Linked DNA regions of Homo sapiens: region 1 is linked to region 2. Evidence: chromatin loops called from intact Hi-C (ENCODE). Cell type or tissue: heart right ventricle. All regions are shown on one strand.

What was found. A loop is a pair of places that touch in the nucleus more often than their neighbours do. Peaks named below come from ENCODE experiments on the same cell type or tissue, not always from the same donor. Only the 100,000 strongest peaks of a DNase experiment are listed, where the experiment ranks them.
Region 1: it touches region 2 in a loop (2.4-fold over the local background); 16 of 110 quality-filtered maps call a loop at or near these places.

The regions. Positions count from the first base shown.
Region 1 is chr16:78,440,749-78,448,748 of GRCh38, reverse strand. The region is part of intron 8 of WWOX (WW domain containing oxidoreductase); the gene reads right to left. Among named protein-coding and RNA genes, the nearest start is that of WWOX-AS2, 55 kb to the left of the region's middle. In heart right ventricle, no CTCF peak of the experiment used is centred here; no DNase peak of the experiment used is centred here; H3K27ac peaks cover 516 bases.
Region 2 is chr16:78,231,054-78,239,053 of GRCh38, reverse strand. The region is part of intron 5 of WWOX (WW domain containing oxidoreductase); the gene reads right to left. WWOX-AS1 (WWOX antisense RNA 1) reads left to right here. Exons shown (of 4, transcript NR_184272.1): 2 at 866-966; 3 at 1,372-1,422; 4 at 4,057-4,392. Among named protein-coding and RNA genes, the nearest start is that of WWOX-AS1, 6.7 kb to the left of the region's middle. In heart right ventricle, CTCF peaks have their summits at 3,465 and 3,664 (motif pointing right); DNase peaks (open chromatin) are centred at 1,485 and 3,663; H3K27ac peaks cover 1,037 bases.

The DNA.
Region 1 (8,000 bases), 210 kb before region 2:
GACATGATTATTCCTCCCCTTGATTTTAATGTCCAGCCTCTTCATTAAAACAGCAACAACAACAAAGTCTATATTTTAACTTCCTCACCCCTCATTAGTGGAGAAGCTGATTTGTGAATTTGTGAGCCATGCTCCTGCTTCTCAATTCCATGGCCATTGAATAAAGCCTGTACTGCTTGACACTACTTTCGGTTTTGTGTGTTGGCTTCATGACACCCAACAGGATAAGACCCCATTCTTTTGGGGCACCAGCTTTGTCGGTAAGAAGTTGACCCCAGCCCAGTGGACACCTTGAATGCAGCCTGTGAGACTCTAAAGCAGATGGTCCAGCTAAGCAATGGCTGGTTCCTAATCTACAAAGGCTATAAAATAATGAATGTGCATTGTATTAACCTGCTAAATATTGAGGTAACTTGTTATGCAGTGATAGATAACTAATACATAGAGTTTTATTAATTTCTGCCTTTTTTGCTCGTCTTGAGGAATTTTACTCCCCCGTTATGCATTACTGTGCTCCTTTGGTCAGCTTCAGAAAATGAGCTGAAGGGACCACATACTCACAGGCCAGTATTTCATTGCATGGATTGGGGGCAAGTAATGAGAGCAGGGCCGTTGTCCCAGAACTTCTATTAATAATAGTTTCTAGGCCAGAAGCAGTGGTTCACACCTGTAATCCCAACACATCGGGAGGCTGAGGCAGGCAGATCACTTGAGGTCAGGAGTTCAAGACCAGCTGGGCCAGTATGGTGAAACCCTGTCTCCACTAAAAATACAAAAGTCAGCTGGATGTAGTGGTGGGTGCCTGTAATCCCAGCTACTTGGGAGGCTGAGGCAGGAGGATCGATTAAACCCAGGAGGTGGACGTTGTAGAAAGCAGAGACTATGCCACTGCACTTCAGCCTGGATGACACAAGGAGACTCCAACTCACATAATAATAATAAATAATAATAATAGTTTCTTCTGCTTTCCTTGGCTGCTAAGTAGCTTAGAACAAAGTCTGCCTTCCTCCAGTACCCCTCCACTGACTCCCCAGCAACAGCTGTAGAGGTTTGTGAAATGGAATCCTGCATGGTTTCTTTATTCTTTCTCGAGTAAATGTCCACTTTTGCATTTCCTTCCGCCTCCGACTAATTTTTGTTGTCATTACCTTTTGGAACAATGGAGTCTAAGGGGAGGCATGCATGTATGCGGATATTTACCTAAGTGTAGTTGAATAATTACACATATACTTTCACCTCTGATAAATACAGATTCAATTCCATCCCTGTCACTTGCTAGCTAAGTGATCTAAGACAGTTTACTTAGCACTTCTAAACTTCAGTGTCCTTGTCTGTAAAAGGAAGACAATTTTCTTAAACTTCTGCAGGATGTAGAAATTCTACATGATGATGCAATAAGCAGCTTTACACAGATTTACTAATTTATAGCAAATGCATAAGAAAAAATTTATTACAGTATTAAAATATTGCCATTGTTACTGGCACAGGAGTAAATGTACAGAGTTACAGATCTAGTTTCCTCTGTAATTTTAGAAAATCCATCTGTCCAGGGTCCGTTCCAAAGCTACACAGCTAACTTGAACTGAGCCAGATTTTTGTAAGATCAAATACTCTGCCTGTCTGGTTCAGAAAACAGGAAATAACTCAAACCTTTCTAAAAACCTTACTTCTGAAAGGCACTGGACAGGACAGAGTACAGAGAAGCATAAATAAGACATCCTGCCATCATGACCTTCCAGTATAACAAAGAAAAGCACAGGGCACAGCATAATACACCTAAAATAAGTATATAATTGGCAGTGGCTCACACCTGTCATCCCAGCACTTTGGGAGGCCAAGGTAGGTGGATCCCTTGAGGTCAGAAGTTCATGTCCAGCCTGGTGAACATGGCAAAACTCTGTCTCTACTAAAAATATAAAAGTTTGCCGGGGGTAGTAGCACATGCCTGTAATCCCAGCCACTGAGGAGGCTGAGACTGGAGAATGGCTTGAACTTGGGAGGCGGAGGCTGCAGTGAGCCGAGAAAATGCCACTGCATTCCAGCCTGGGAGACAGGAGATTCCACCTCAAAAAAAAAAAAAAAAAAAAAAAAGTATACACTTGGTACTATACTCGATGTTCACCAAATAGTAAGAAAAACATATCATAAGTAATTTTTATAAGGTAATAATGAACAATTATAATATTAATTATAATATCAATAATAGGAGTAGTAAAATCATCACAATAATCTAACACTTGCTGGCATTTACGGAGTTCCTGGGATGTGACAGAAATGCTTCCAAGTCTTTCCAGGCCTTCCTGATTTTAGTCCTTGCAACAACCGCCTGAGGCAGGCAACATCTCGTGTCAAAGCAAAGGCAGACAAGGACCTGAGACTTCAGGATGTTGACCAAGGCCATGGAGAAAGTAAGTGGCAAAATTCGACCTTTAAACCCAAGACCTCCTCAGTCAAAAGCGCATGCTCTTTCCATACTTCCTCTCTAAGACTTGAAAAGAGCGTCACAGGTTACAAAATACTCTCTGGAACATGGTCTCAAGTATGATGTATGTATTTCTTCACCATTGTACATTAAACTGATAGTTTACTAACTAGTTTTATGAATGATCCCTACTGATACCTTTTTATCACACCAAAGGAAGAAAAACACATCAATACCATTAGCATTTCTATTTTGCGCTTAGTCTTTCCAGATCTAAAAGAAGCAAAATAAGCCCAGTTATCAGTCCACATACAGCCAGCTACGCATTTGACTATTTCAGCCAAATTCCACAGCCCATTTTCCAAAGCACAGCAAAGGCTAGGCTCATCAAAAACGTAAGTAAAGCTGTTTCTCTTCTTTCCCCCCTCCCCTGCCCTGCCCCCCGCCCCAAGACAGAGCCTTGCTCCATCACCCAGGCTGGAGTACAGTGGCACGATCTCTGCTCATGGCAACCTCCACCTCCTGGGTTCAAGTGATTCTCATGCTTCAGCCTCTAGAGTAGCTGGGACTACAGGAAAGCTCCACCACACCCAGATAATATTTTTGTATTTTTAGTAGAGAAGGGTTTCACCGTGTTAGCTAGGCTGGTTTCAAACTCCCGGCCTCAAGTGATCCAGCCCACCTCAGCCTGTAAACCTGTTTGCCTATTTGTTTTGTTTACTAACCGAAGGTGATCATATTATTTCTTTCTGTGAAGATGAATTAGTGAAAACAATTACTCAAATTAAAGCTCCTTCCTGGGCTGAAGTCGGAGTGGTTTGTCTCTTCATTTCCATGCCTATCATCTGTCTTCCCAACATACGGTCCCCATGAGGACAGGGACCTTGTACAGCATTCTGTCCCTAGCAAAGCACCCGGCTTATGTTAGATGCTCAATAATATTTGTTGAATGAATGAATGCATGCACATCAACAAGATCTTGTGACATGATTTTTGTGGCCCACCCATCAATTTACTGAGGTGAGCGCCCTTCTTCTAGAACATATTCCCCCTTTACTCGCTAATGCCCCAAATCCTTTGTGGAAATAGATGGGGTATGGTATTTACAAAAAGGCACAGGCTGAAAGAATGGCTTCTGGATAAAAAGAATCCAGACTCTAGGACAGCTTATACCCTGATGTACACCTGTATCATTTCTTTCCCTTCACCCCACGAGGTGGTACGTCCAGAAAGGTCTGCATTTCACAGATGAGCTCACCTGGCTCACTACACGATTAGGTGAGATGCAGCAACAAGTTTTAGTGCAGGTTTGGAACCTGGGATCCGAAACACACACAGAAGAACTATGGAGCTTAAATGGTACCTGTAGGGTTTTCTAGGCCAGTCATTCCAAGTACAACCCCATCACTTCCAACAAAGGGAAAAACAGTAACAGCAGCATTTGAGTGAGTTCTCCCTGAAGTCAAATATATTCCATTGAAAGAACTGCTCCTCATAGGCCGGGTGCGGTGGCTCACGCCTGTAATTCCAGCACTTTGGGAGGCCGAGGCGGGTGGATCATGAGGTCAGGAGATCGAGACCATCCTGGCTAACACCGTGAAACCTCGTCTCTACTAAGAATACAAAAAATTAGCCGGGTGTGGTGGCACGCGCCTGTAGTCCTAGCTACTCGGGAGTCTGAGGCAGGAGAATTGCTTGAACCCGGGAGGCAGAGGTTTGCAGTGAGCCGAGATCGCCCCACTGCACTCTAGCCTGGTGACAGAGTGAGACTCCACCTCAAAAAAAAAAAAAAAAGAATTGCTCCTCATCCCATAACTGTATCCTTCCTATAATTTCTGACATGAAAATATCCATTCTCTTAATAAATGATGGTAGGTTCAGTTTTCATCCAAAATTTATGAAATACAATGTCTGTGGGCCCATGTTAGTCTCCTTTTTTTATTTCCTTTCAAGTTAAACTGTTCTATTAACCCAAGGGATGGCTATTCTTGGTTAACTGATTCATTTTACAGATAAGAAAACTGAGGACCAGAGAGGATAAGTGATTTGCTCAGAGACACACAATTATCTAAAGAGAACACACTCTAAAATTACATTAGATGAGTAAGACATAAAGAAGGAAACCCATGACCACAGAGCCCGGCACGGAGCTGGGAACATGTGCTCAGCTGATTTGCAAAGTATTTCTTTATCTTGGTGTAAAAAGAAGAGGGAGAGGAGTTCCGTTTCCAAACGATTCTGAGCACCAGGTTTCAGCCCTCTTTGTTTTTGCTAGGAAAACATTACCTTACACCTCACAGGGAAAAATCAACATGTCCAGTGAGTTATACAAAAATCACTGTTCACAGAAGAAACATTCCAGAAACATCGTCATGGGGCAATACAAACTCTTGGCCTCGGTTTAATCACGCTGGCCTCCAATATCTAAACTGCGTTGCAGCCAAAAATCACTGGAAATAAGTATGAAATTGGAGAAAAGGAAACTGAAAGAGGGGAGGATCAAAGAAGGCACCACAAACTTAAAAGAAAAAAGAAAAGTAATAAAAGAGCTACAAAGAGTTATAAAGAGGCAGCACATTACCAAAATGCCAACGGGCACACAGAAGAAAAGGAAACCGGGAAGATAAAACTAGGGGAATTGCAAATCTTGGTTAAATGTTCATTAAATAATTTGTTACACATACTAAGGCCAGATAGTCACTTTCTCCCCTTCTCGGGTGCTCATTCAGGAACAAAGGCCGAGGCGGATTTAAAACACTATAAAGCAAGGCAGAAAAAATACATTGATGAGGTGCTCCAGCCTCACAAAGGCAGATCTAGTTTCCCTCTCTTTGTTTTTAACAAGAAAGTGGCCAATGTTTCCTCCAAGCTAAGGTGTGTTCTTGGTGCCAGTAAAACAGGCAACTGGAGGGCTTAAAATCTGCACTGTGGAAGCCTGCTGAGTTCTGATGAGCATTGTGTAATCTGTCTTAGTGGTTCCTGAGGCTTGCACATATAGTTTTGGGTTTTTTTTTGTTTTTTTGTTTTTCAGTCTCACTCTGTCACCCAGGCTGGAGTGCAGTGATGCGATGTCAGCTCACTGCAACCTCCACCTCCCAGGTTCATGTGATTTTCATGTCTCAGCCTCCCAAGTAGCTGGGACAATAGACACGAGTCACCACACACAGCCTTTTTTTTTTTTTTTTTTTTTTGAGATGGAGTCTCGCTCTGTCACGCAGGCTGGAGTGCAGTGGTGCGATCTTGGCTCACTGCAACCTCCACCTCCCGGGTTCACGCCATTCTCCTGCCTTAGCCTCCTGAGTAGCTGGGACTACAGGCACCCACGACCGCGCCCCACCACCACGCCTGGCTAATTTTTTTGTATTTTTGGTAGAGACAGGGTTTCACCATGTTAGCTAGGATGGTCTCAATCTCCTGACCTCGTGATTCGCCCGGCTCGGCCTCCCAAAGTGCTGGGATTACAGGCATGAGCCACCATGACCAGCCAGCCAATTTTTTTGTATCTTTTTAGTAGAGACAGAATTTCGCAATGTTGACCAGGCTGGTCTCGAACTCCCAACCTCAGGTGATTCATCCGCCTCAGCCTCCCAAAGTGCTGGGATTTCAGGTATGAGCCACTGTGCCTGGCCCATATGAGGTTTTTATGTTCAATGTTAACAGGGAGAATTAGGCCTTCTATGACAGACACAGTGCCATCATTACGAGAATGGGTATCTATAAACAATGGGAAGAGAAGCAATCAATTTATCGTAAAATAAGCCAGGCGCAGAAAGACAAATACTCTATGATCTCACTTTTTGTGTGGAATTTAAAGCAGTCAAACTCACAGAAGCAGAGAGTAGAGGGCAGTTCCCAGGAGGGGCTGGTAGTGGGGAAGTGGGAGGGGGTGATAAATGGGGAGATAGTGGTCAAAGGATCCTAAGTTTCAGTTAGACAGAATGAATACATTCTGGAGATCTATTGTACAGCATGGTGAATACAGTTAACGATAGTAATAATAATAACGTATTATATACTTGAAAATTGCTGAGACTAGACTTTCAATGTTCTTGCCACACACAAAAAATGATAGCTATGTAAGTTGACCGATGTGTTAATTAGCTTGATTGTGGTAGTCATTTCACAATGCATATGAATATCAAAACATCACATTTCACACCACGAATACATATAATTTTTTTTTTCCTTTAGAGATAGGGTCTCACTATGTCACCCAGGATGGAGTGCAGGGGCACCATCATAGCTCACTGCAGCCTCCAACTCCCAGGCTCAAGTCATCCTCCCAGCTTGGCCTCCTCAACTGTTAGGATTATAGGCAAGAGCCACCATGCCCAGCCACACACACACACACACACACACACACACACTCATGCGCATATATGAAATTTTTGTCACTCATACCTCAGTAAAGCTGGGGAAAATAATGTTAATAATGACAGCAATAATGGTTATTGAGTATCTAGTATATTCTGAATGCTGAACATTCATAATCTTTAATTTCTACTGCAAGCCAATAACAATAGTAGTTAACATTTCTTAAGCATCTAGCACACTGTAGAGGCCTTAAGTTCATAACGTCTTTAATTCTCAAGACAAGCCCATGAGGTAGTTCTAACATCTCAGTTTTATGCATGAATCTTAATCAGGTTTTGAACCTTGCCCAAGAGTTAGAATGGGAGAGAGCTAGGGCTGGACCCGAGAGCTGTCTACCTCTAAAGCTCATCCTGTCTCTCCTGTGCCTCACCTCTCTCTCCTTACATTCATTCCCTCCAAACATACCCACACCGCTGGATACGTCCCTTACATGTCATTTGACCATGAGCCTGGGGGACCTTGGGGGCTTGCTGTGTGACTCTCAGCAGGTCTCCTTGCCTTATCTTTTACGTATTTACACATTCTAAACTATAATCCCTTGCCTACCTCAGAGGGATAAATGATAAGAAGTACATTAAGGACTCTCACTGATTCAGCACCTGGTCATCTTTCATGTATTCATTTACAAACATTTACAGAACATTTACGGTATGGACCAGGGATACAGTAGTGTGAAGGCAAAAACACCACTGTCAAGAGAAGGGGGGACAGACATTAAATAAGAAACTACAGGCTGGGTGCAGTGGCTCACATCTGTAATCCCAGCACTTTGGGAGGCTGAGGCAGGTTTGAGACGAGCTTGGCCAACATGTTGAAATCCCGTCTCTACTAAAAATACAAACATCAGCCGTGCGTGGTGGTGCACACCTGTAATCTCAGCTACTCAGGAGGCTGACACAGGAGAATCGCTTGAACCTGGGAGGCGGAGGCTGCAGTGAGCCAAGATTGCACCACTGCATTCCAGCCTAGGTGACAGAGCAAGACTTCATCTCAAAAAAAAGAAAAGAAAAGAAAAAAGAAAAAGAAACTACAGGCCAGGCACAGTGGCTCATGCCTGGAATCCCACCACACTTTGGAAGGCCAAGGCAGGTGGATCACCTGAGGTCAGGAGTTTGAGACCAGCCTGGCCAACATGTTGAAACCCCGCTTCTACTAAAAATATATAAATTAGCTGGGTTTGGTGGCCAGTGCTTGTAATCCCAGC
Region 2 (8,000 bases):
AGAGCATCCTGGAATCAGGCAGGTACGAGGAGTCCACGAAGTGGAGAGGTGATGCAAATCTGCAGGCCTTGGGGACAAGAGCACATCAAACCCTTGGGGGCCGATGCCTTCAGTATTCCTAATTCCTCCATGTTAGAAAGGTATTTTGGGCCAGGTACTGTAATCCCAGCACTTTGGGAGGCCAAGGTGGGCAGATCACCTGAGGTCCGGAGTTCGAGACCAGCCTGACCAAAATGGAGAAGCCCCATCTCTACTAAAAATACAAAATTAGCCGGGTGTGGTGGCACATGTCTGTAATCCCAGCTACTCGGGAGGCTGCGGCAGGAGAATCGCTTGAACCTGGGAGGTAGAGATCATGGCGAGCCAAGATCACACCACTGCACTCCAGCCTGGGCAACAAGAGCGAAACTCCATCTCAACAACAACAAAAAAAGTAATTTAGCACATATACTGCATATTACAAAATACCTTTGCGGGGTTTGGGGCAACATCCTATAACAATGACATTTCTATTTCTTCAGTGAAAATATGATTATTCAGCCTGGCCAACATGGTAGAGAAACCGCATCTCTACAAAGACACAAAAATTGGCTGGGTATGGTGGCACATGCCTGGAGTCCCAGCTACTTGGGAGGCTACAGCAGGAAGATCGCCTGAGCCCGGGAGGTCGAGGCTTCTCTGAGCTGTGAACACACTACTGCACTCCAGCCTGGGTGATGAAGTGAGACCTTGCCTCAAAAAAACAAACAAAACAAAATGAACATTCACACTAGAAAGGAGAAACAGGGACGCTAAAGCTGAAGTCAAATTTCACCACCAAATAAATTTGCTATAAATATACAATAAATTTGTTTTTGCTTTTCAGATCTCTTTGGGTTTTGGAATAACAAAAAAGGGACTGTACATGGATATTTCCAAGCTGGAACCGAGGCACTTTCTAGACGAAGGCAGCCTTATCCCCAGGAGGTAAGGTGTGGAAGTGAGTTGAGGGTTGAGGCCAGCAAGACTCAGACCACAGCCTCCTGCTCCAAACAGCCACATCACTTAATCTATTTTGTAAACCAGGCTTCCCTCAAGGGATCTGGTTTAATGAGAGAATTTGGGAGCTACAAAAAAGACTGAAAATTGTTGTTGGACATCAGATGCTGGCAAACTTTTTTTGTAAAGGGCTAAATAGTAAACAACTTAGGCTTTGTGAGCCAAGAGGCAAAACCGAGGCTATTACAGAGGTATTTACATAACAGGAGAGAAAAACAAATTTCTGCAAATTTTTTATTGATGAAATTCAAAACTTTATGACACTGAAATCAGAATTCCATATCATTTTCCTCCTTCAAGAAATAATATTCTCCTCTTTATTCTTTTTTGCAGATGATTGAAAATGTAAGAACTATTCTGAGCCTGCAGGCCATAGCCAAAGAGGTACCGGCTGTATTTTGTCCATGGGCAGGAGCTTGTGACTGCTGGTCTAGGTCATTCCAGGTCAACCAGGGGCCTCTCCCAGAGTGAGAACCACTGGTGATTCCCCAGAGTGGGACCAAGTGAAAGCACTTGGCTGGATCAGAGGGATAGGAGCCTGGCTGCTCCTAAAACAAGACACTACTTGCCTTTGATGTTCAAGTCATTTAAGAACGCAATTGCTTCCTACTCAATTTTTCAAAACCAAAATAACAAATACGATATGAGCCATAACTTAGCAAAATTACGTGTTTTAAACAGTCTCTTTCAAAAAACAATAGATTAAAAAGTGCAATATTTTTACCCCCTCTTAAATTGGAATCATGGTATAGCAGGCAGGATACAAACTTCTCATTTCCATTACACATTTTCAGTGCCATCATTAATCTGAATGACATCAACAAAATGCCCAATGCACATAAATCAGTCAGACTTTGAATCATTCCTGCAGCCTCTGAACATTTACCATGGAGCTCAATAAGCCAGGCAAGAACACAGATTTTTTTTTTTTTTTTTTTTTTTGAGACGGAGTCTCACTCTGTCACCCAGGCTGGAGTGCAATGGCGTGATCTCGGCTCACTGCAACCTCCGCCTCCTGGGTTCAAGTGATTCTCCTGCCTCAGCCTCCTGAGTAGCTGGGATTACAGGCATGCACCACCACACCGGCTAACTTTTGTATTTTTAGTAGAGATAGGGTTTCACCATATTGATCAAGGTGGTCTTCAACTCCTGACCTCGTGATCCTCCCATCTCGGCCTCCCAAAGTGCTGGGATTACAGGTGTGAGCCACCGGGCCCAGCCGTAGGAACACAGATATTATCATCATGGGACAAGTCATCCATTCCCAGATTCCATGACCCTCTCTGGTGTCCACTGTGGATTTCAGCACATGTTTAACTATGAAACTCTAGTCACGCTTTTTGATATACAGGTTCATGGTTACTAGTGTCTTATCCTGCTTGAGCCAAGAATATGCACTAACACATTAGACAAACCTTGAATTAAAATGGGCAACCCACCATCCAAATGGGGAAAGATGATTACAGACAAGTTCGTACGAGTAAACTACTTGAAGGCAATTCCTGTGCTTAAAATGGCCACGTGAAAGGTGTCCCTGACATGGAAAGGACAAACCATGAAATGACCCTTGAAGCTCTTAATGTGTCTGTCAAAAAAGCAAAGCCAACTGTCAAACTGAAAAGCCAAAATCATCACAAAAACACCTATTCTTCAGAGGCCTCAAATCTCAAACTATCTCCCACCATCCTTTGTAAGTATGTATAAGGAGGCCAGGAAACTAGCATTTGCTGAGACTTTATTCTCAGCTTTGTATGCTTTGCATAAATGATGTCATAGAACACATTGACAGTGAGAAAACTAACGTATTAACATTTTAATTACCTTGCCCTATCACGAGATTAGAAAGATTCAGATATGAGACATCCAAAGTCTGTGATCTGAACACCAGAGTCAGAGGCTGGCAACCTATGGCCCACGGGCTGAATCTGGCCCACTGCCTGTTCCTATAAATAAAGTTTTATTGGAACACATCCGTCCATTTATATATTATCTGTGGCTGCTTTCCTGCTGTAACAGGAGAGTTGAGAAGTTGCAACAGAGACCATAAAGCCCACAAAGCTAAAAATATTGACTATCCAGCCCTTTAGAGAAAAAGGCCATGCCCAGGCTCCTGTGGGTACCTGCTATGCTACAGCCCCTCTGCTGGGGGAAACCAGCCCACTCACAGGTTCCCAGTGAGGCAGGATCTCTGGGCAGTTCCTTAGTAATTGGTGGCTCTGTGACTTCCTTCCCCCAATCACCTTGACCATCTAGTCTGGACAATATGAGCGCCCATGACGTGAGGACAGCCTTGTAAACAGGGTGGCCTGGCTGGAAAGCCTTGTCCAAAAGGCACAACAGTGACTACACTGAACCCATCCCATGCATCCTTTTGAGAGTTAGAAGGAGGCAATTGCAAGCCGGCTGCAAAAGACAAAAGACACCAGAGACTTAGAAACCAGTGAAGCCACGCTGAAGATGCAGACAGAGAGCTAGAGACAAGGTCAGGGGCCTCTGTTGCACTCCAGACCCGGTCCGGAGGCTTTTCCATGCTTAGGGGCAAGGATTGTCAGGGTTCTGCTGTCCCTTTCTTTAACCTCCTTTATGATTCCCCAAGAGCATCCTGAGTGCACCTCCACTCCCTGCCACCAGGGGTCAGATGAGCCGGCCTGGCAGGCTTGTTTCCCTCCACCAGACAACAGCAAGGACCAAGATTGGCAAAGTGACACATCCTCTCCAAAAGAAGAACATGCAGAACAAATCAAAGAACACAAACCACGACTGACAAACACAGCCACACTCGATTTTAAAGTACTGAGCTGTTTGAAGAAAGGAAGCATGGCAAGGCCCCTTCCTACTAATAACAGTAACAACAATAATACTAAATATTTTATAATAATTTTAAATTCTTAATTATTTATGATATTTCCCTCCATTAACATCACGAACATCATTACGTGTGTGTGTGTATTTTTCTCATTTTAAAACCAGCAGATGAGAGTAAAGGATTTCTTTTTCCTCTCCCCCACCTCTTTACAGGACCTACTGTTAAGTTTTCAAGACCACCCAGAAAGAAATTTGAAGTTGGGTTTATATCCTTAATCCCTCAGTTAGAAAAAAAAGAAAAGTGAAGAAACTGCATCTCCAAGATCCTGCTATATCAACTTCAGTTTTTTGAAGTTAAATTTGATTTTTAAATCCCTTGGCTGATGAGACCTGTGTGGGTTTTTTTTTGTTGTTTTTTTGTTTTGTTTTGTTTTGTTTTATCATTGTACCTCTATTTTAAAAATAGAGACTTGTGGTTCTTTTTCCAAAAGCAGTCCAACAGAAAGTGAATGGTGGTCAATGCATAATAAAATGAGAGTTACCTTTTGACTTGGAAGAATTATTAGCATTTTGATTTGATGGGTTCTTAGCTCTTCAAATTCAAAAATACCTTATTCAAGTCTAGGAGTTTTCCAAATACTTCGGTTCTAAAGATTACCCTTTTTCGATGCTTTGAAAACTAAAAGGGCATATCAGAATAGAAATCTGGCTGTTGAATAACTTGTAAGCTCTGCAGAGACGTACAAAAACATGGCCACTTTAGCCAGCGGTATGGCGAAAGTCTGGGGCCCACACTACACACACACATATGAACTTCTCATGACCCTCAAGTATATTCATATGATATATCACAAATACCATAAAGCAGCATTGTAATAACAGGGAGGAATTGATTTTAAAAGGCCTACATCAAAATGAATAGTCATAAAAGTATAATAACCTAGACTGGAAAATTTAGGGATTAGAGCATTTTGAACATTATACCTCAAATTTATAAAGGCTGTATATTAACATTCACAAAGGTTTTTAAAGATGGAATAGCTATGTACACAGTGAATTTATTCTAAAATCCAGACTCAAAAAAAAAAAAGAATATGAACTCCTCCCCACCGTGTTCTGGACTAAAATCAATAAGTTCCCTTTAGGTAATTAAAATGCTGGTCCCACGACCTGCCATCCTATTCCCAGGCTTAGAATGTTAGGAACACTGTTTCTGCTTTGAGAATGGAAGAGAGCAGGTTACCCTGATGCCTCTGGGGCCAAACACAGGGGATACATTTTCCCAGTAGAAGAAATCAGCCCTGATCCTCAAGAAGAAGAACATATTGGCATATTTTAGTGAGACTGAGGCATACTGCATCTTGGGGTAAAAACTGAATCATCAGGCCAGGCACGGTGGCTCACGCCTGTAATCCTAGCACTTTGGGAGGCCAAGACAGGCGGATCACCAGGTCAGGAGATCTAGACCATCCTGGCTAACACGGTGAAACCCCATCCCTACTAAAACTACAAAAAAATTAGCCAGGTGTAGTGGCAGGCGCCTGTAGTCCCAGCTACTCGGGAGGCTGAGGCAGAAGAATGGCATGAACCCGGGAGGCGGAGCTTGCAATGAGCCGAGATCGCGATAGTGCACTCCAGCCTGGGCAAAAGAGCAAGACTCCATCTCAAAAAAAAAAAAAAAAAAAATTTAATCATCAAAGGAAAATGTTTCAAATTCTAGGGTAAGCTGACATGGTACACATATACAGCGAAATACACCCAGGGAGGCTGAAAGTCCAATAGGCCACCACAGCACGTTAAAAATGTCCTGTTTTACCTATAGTCAACAATAATAATAAATTATATATTTAAAAATTTGTTAAAAGGGTAGGTCTCATGTTAAGTGTTTTTACCACAATAAAATATTTGTTTAATGTCCTCTACGTGGCTATTATGATTGGAAAAGGCATACCTTGAACAGAGATGAATAAATCTGCATATCTGTGAAATGTCAGTTCAGCATGTTGATCGTCAGTAATCTTTTCAGAACATTTCAGATATATGAAAATAGCACCAATGTCTGAGTTTGAACCTGAACTGGTTTCAGCTAAAGTGATCATCTTCAGCCAAAATAATGGGTATTTCTTTCTTGGCCTTCCTTCTACAGACTTCTAAAAGACAGTGGAAGCACTGAATATCCTTTTAGAAACAAACAATTACAAATTAGCTGGGCATGGTGGCGCACGCCTGTAGTCCCAGCAACTTGGGAGGCTGAGGCAGGAGAATTGCTTGAACCCAGGAGGCAGAGATTGCAGTTAGCCGAAATAGCACCACTGCACTCCAGCCCGGTGACAGAGCGAGACTCCATCTTAAAAAAAAAGAAAAGAAAAGAAAGAAAAAGAAAAACAGCTACAGATATTCATTCCTTTTTAATTTCTTGATAAATAATAGACCAGTAAGAATCACATAAGAAGCAGTCTACATTTTTCAAAGAGTTTTTACAGATCCCATTTGATCTTCAAAAGGGCCTCCATTAGGAAAAACTAAATTCAAGTTTAAAACTATCCATTTTATTTCTCCCATAAAAATATATTCAGCCCCTGGAGATAATCTCCAAATTCCTCAGATTTTAAAAGTTAATTTTTCTTATCTTGACCCAAAATCTGTAGAAACAAGGATTTTTCACCAACAGTGAGCTCCCTTTTCATAAAATCCTTATCTACCAAGATTTACCTCTGCAAACCTCTACAGTCCCTGGTTGTGAGCCCCTGATGGAAGAAGCTAGCATAAAGAAGTTCACAACTACTGGGGAGGGAACGACCTGACAAGTTGCAAGCAAGAAAGGAGTGAAAAACTGAGTTAATTGTACAAGAATTTGTGTATTTATAAATGCAGGATAAATAAGATCACGTAGAAACTCTCTTTAGACTTCCATCCTTACTGCTGTAATTGAACGAACAGACGAATGTGTTTGACCGCAATTGCCCTAATACTATTTTTCCCATAAATACCTGAAATTCTTCAATTGTAAGTTTTCCTACTCTGGCAATTTTAAGGAAAGTGATTCTTGAGGCTGTGGGTGAAATACCACATTCATTTTTTTAAAAAAAATAAGGTATACTTACTTGTACTTTCTACCATTTTATATATATTCTCTGTTTAAATTGTGTAGCCCCTAATAGACTGCAAAGACAATGATAAAAAGGAACTTGCCTTATTCACAGGTACATCCTTGGAACTTAGTAAAGGGCTTAACCTCCATAGCAGGCAGTCAAGACTTACTGAATGATTAAATAAAAACACTGAATTCCATATTGTGCAGGAAAAAAAAAATCAAGATTAGACCTCAGAAAAAATTGACATGTCTAGTAGAACTTACTATCTGGGCAAACTTGAAGAGAAGTGCAATGGGAAGGCCTCCTCAAAAAAGACATTGAAATCAAGATGGGACCCGTTCCTACCCTGGATTTCTCTGAATCAGCTACTCCTTAAGTTCGTATTTTGTTCCACTCAGCCAATGGCAATTCCAGGAGAGAGGCAATTGATAATAATTATGTTTTCTGCCTTCTCTTGGGTTATGAATTTATCATGATGCAAAAGTCGAGCTACTCCGATGCCACGTTAACAATGAAAAACACCATAAAGACAAAAAGAAACTGAATTTAAGCATTTGGATTCTGCAGAGGAGTTTATTGAACAGATTAACTAAGGAAAGGCAAAGCTACACAATTATGGAAAACAGGTAGCAACACTCAGGCTGACTATTTTCGATGGCCACCTGAGAGCGGATTTCCAATGCCCTCATTTCTGTAGGTACATTATCCTGTGTTTTATTGTTAGTCACAGCTGCAAGTTGATTAATTTGCATTCAGAAATTCTAAGTGGCAAATGTGCAATGCATAGTAATATACATTTTTTTATGGACACTGTGAAAATGCCGAAGCCACATCTCATAAGTAACTCTTGCTCAACCAGTGAGTAAAATCCATAAAAGAGTTTGCAAAAGGCTTTGAAAGAGTTTGGTTTGAAAGGAAAACTGCAAGAGCAAATCCCTCTCCTCCACCCCAGCCCTTAAAAAACAAAACTAAACTAAGTCTGAAGCAAAACCAAACAAAGAGAACAGTTGGGTGATGTCAAGCTGCCAGAATCATAAATGTTGTCAGTTCACGTCCCAGTCT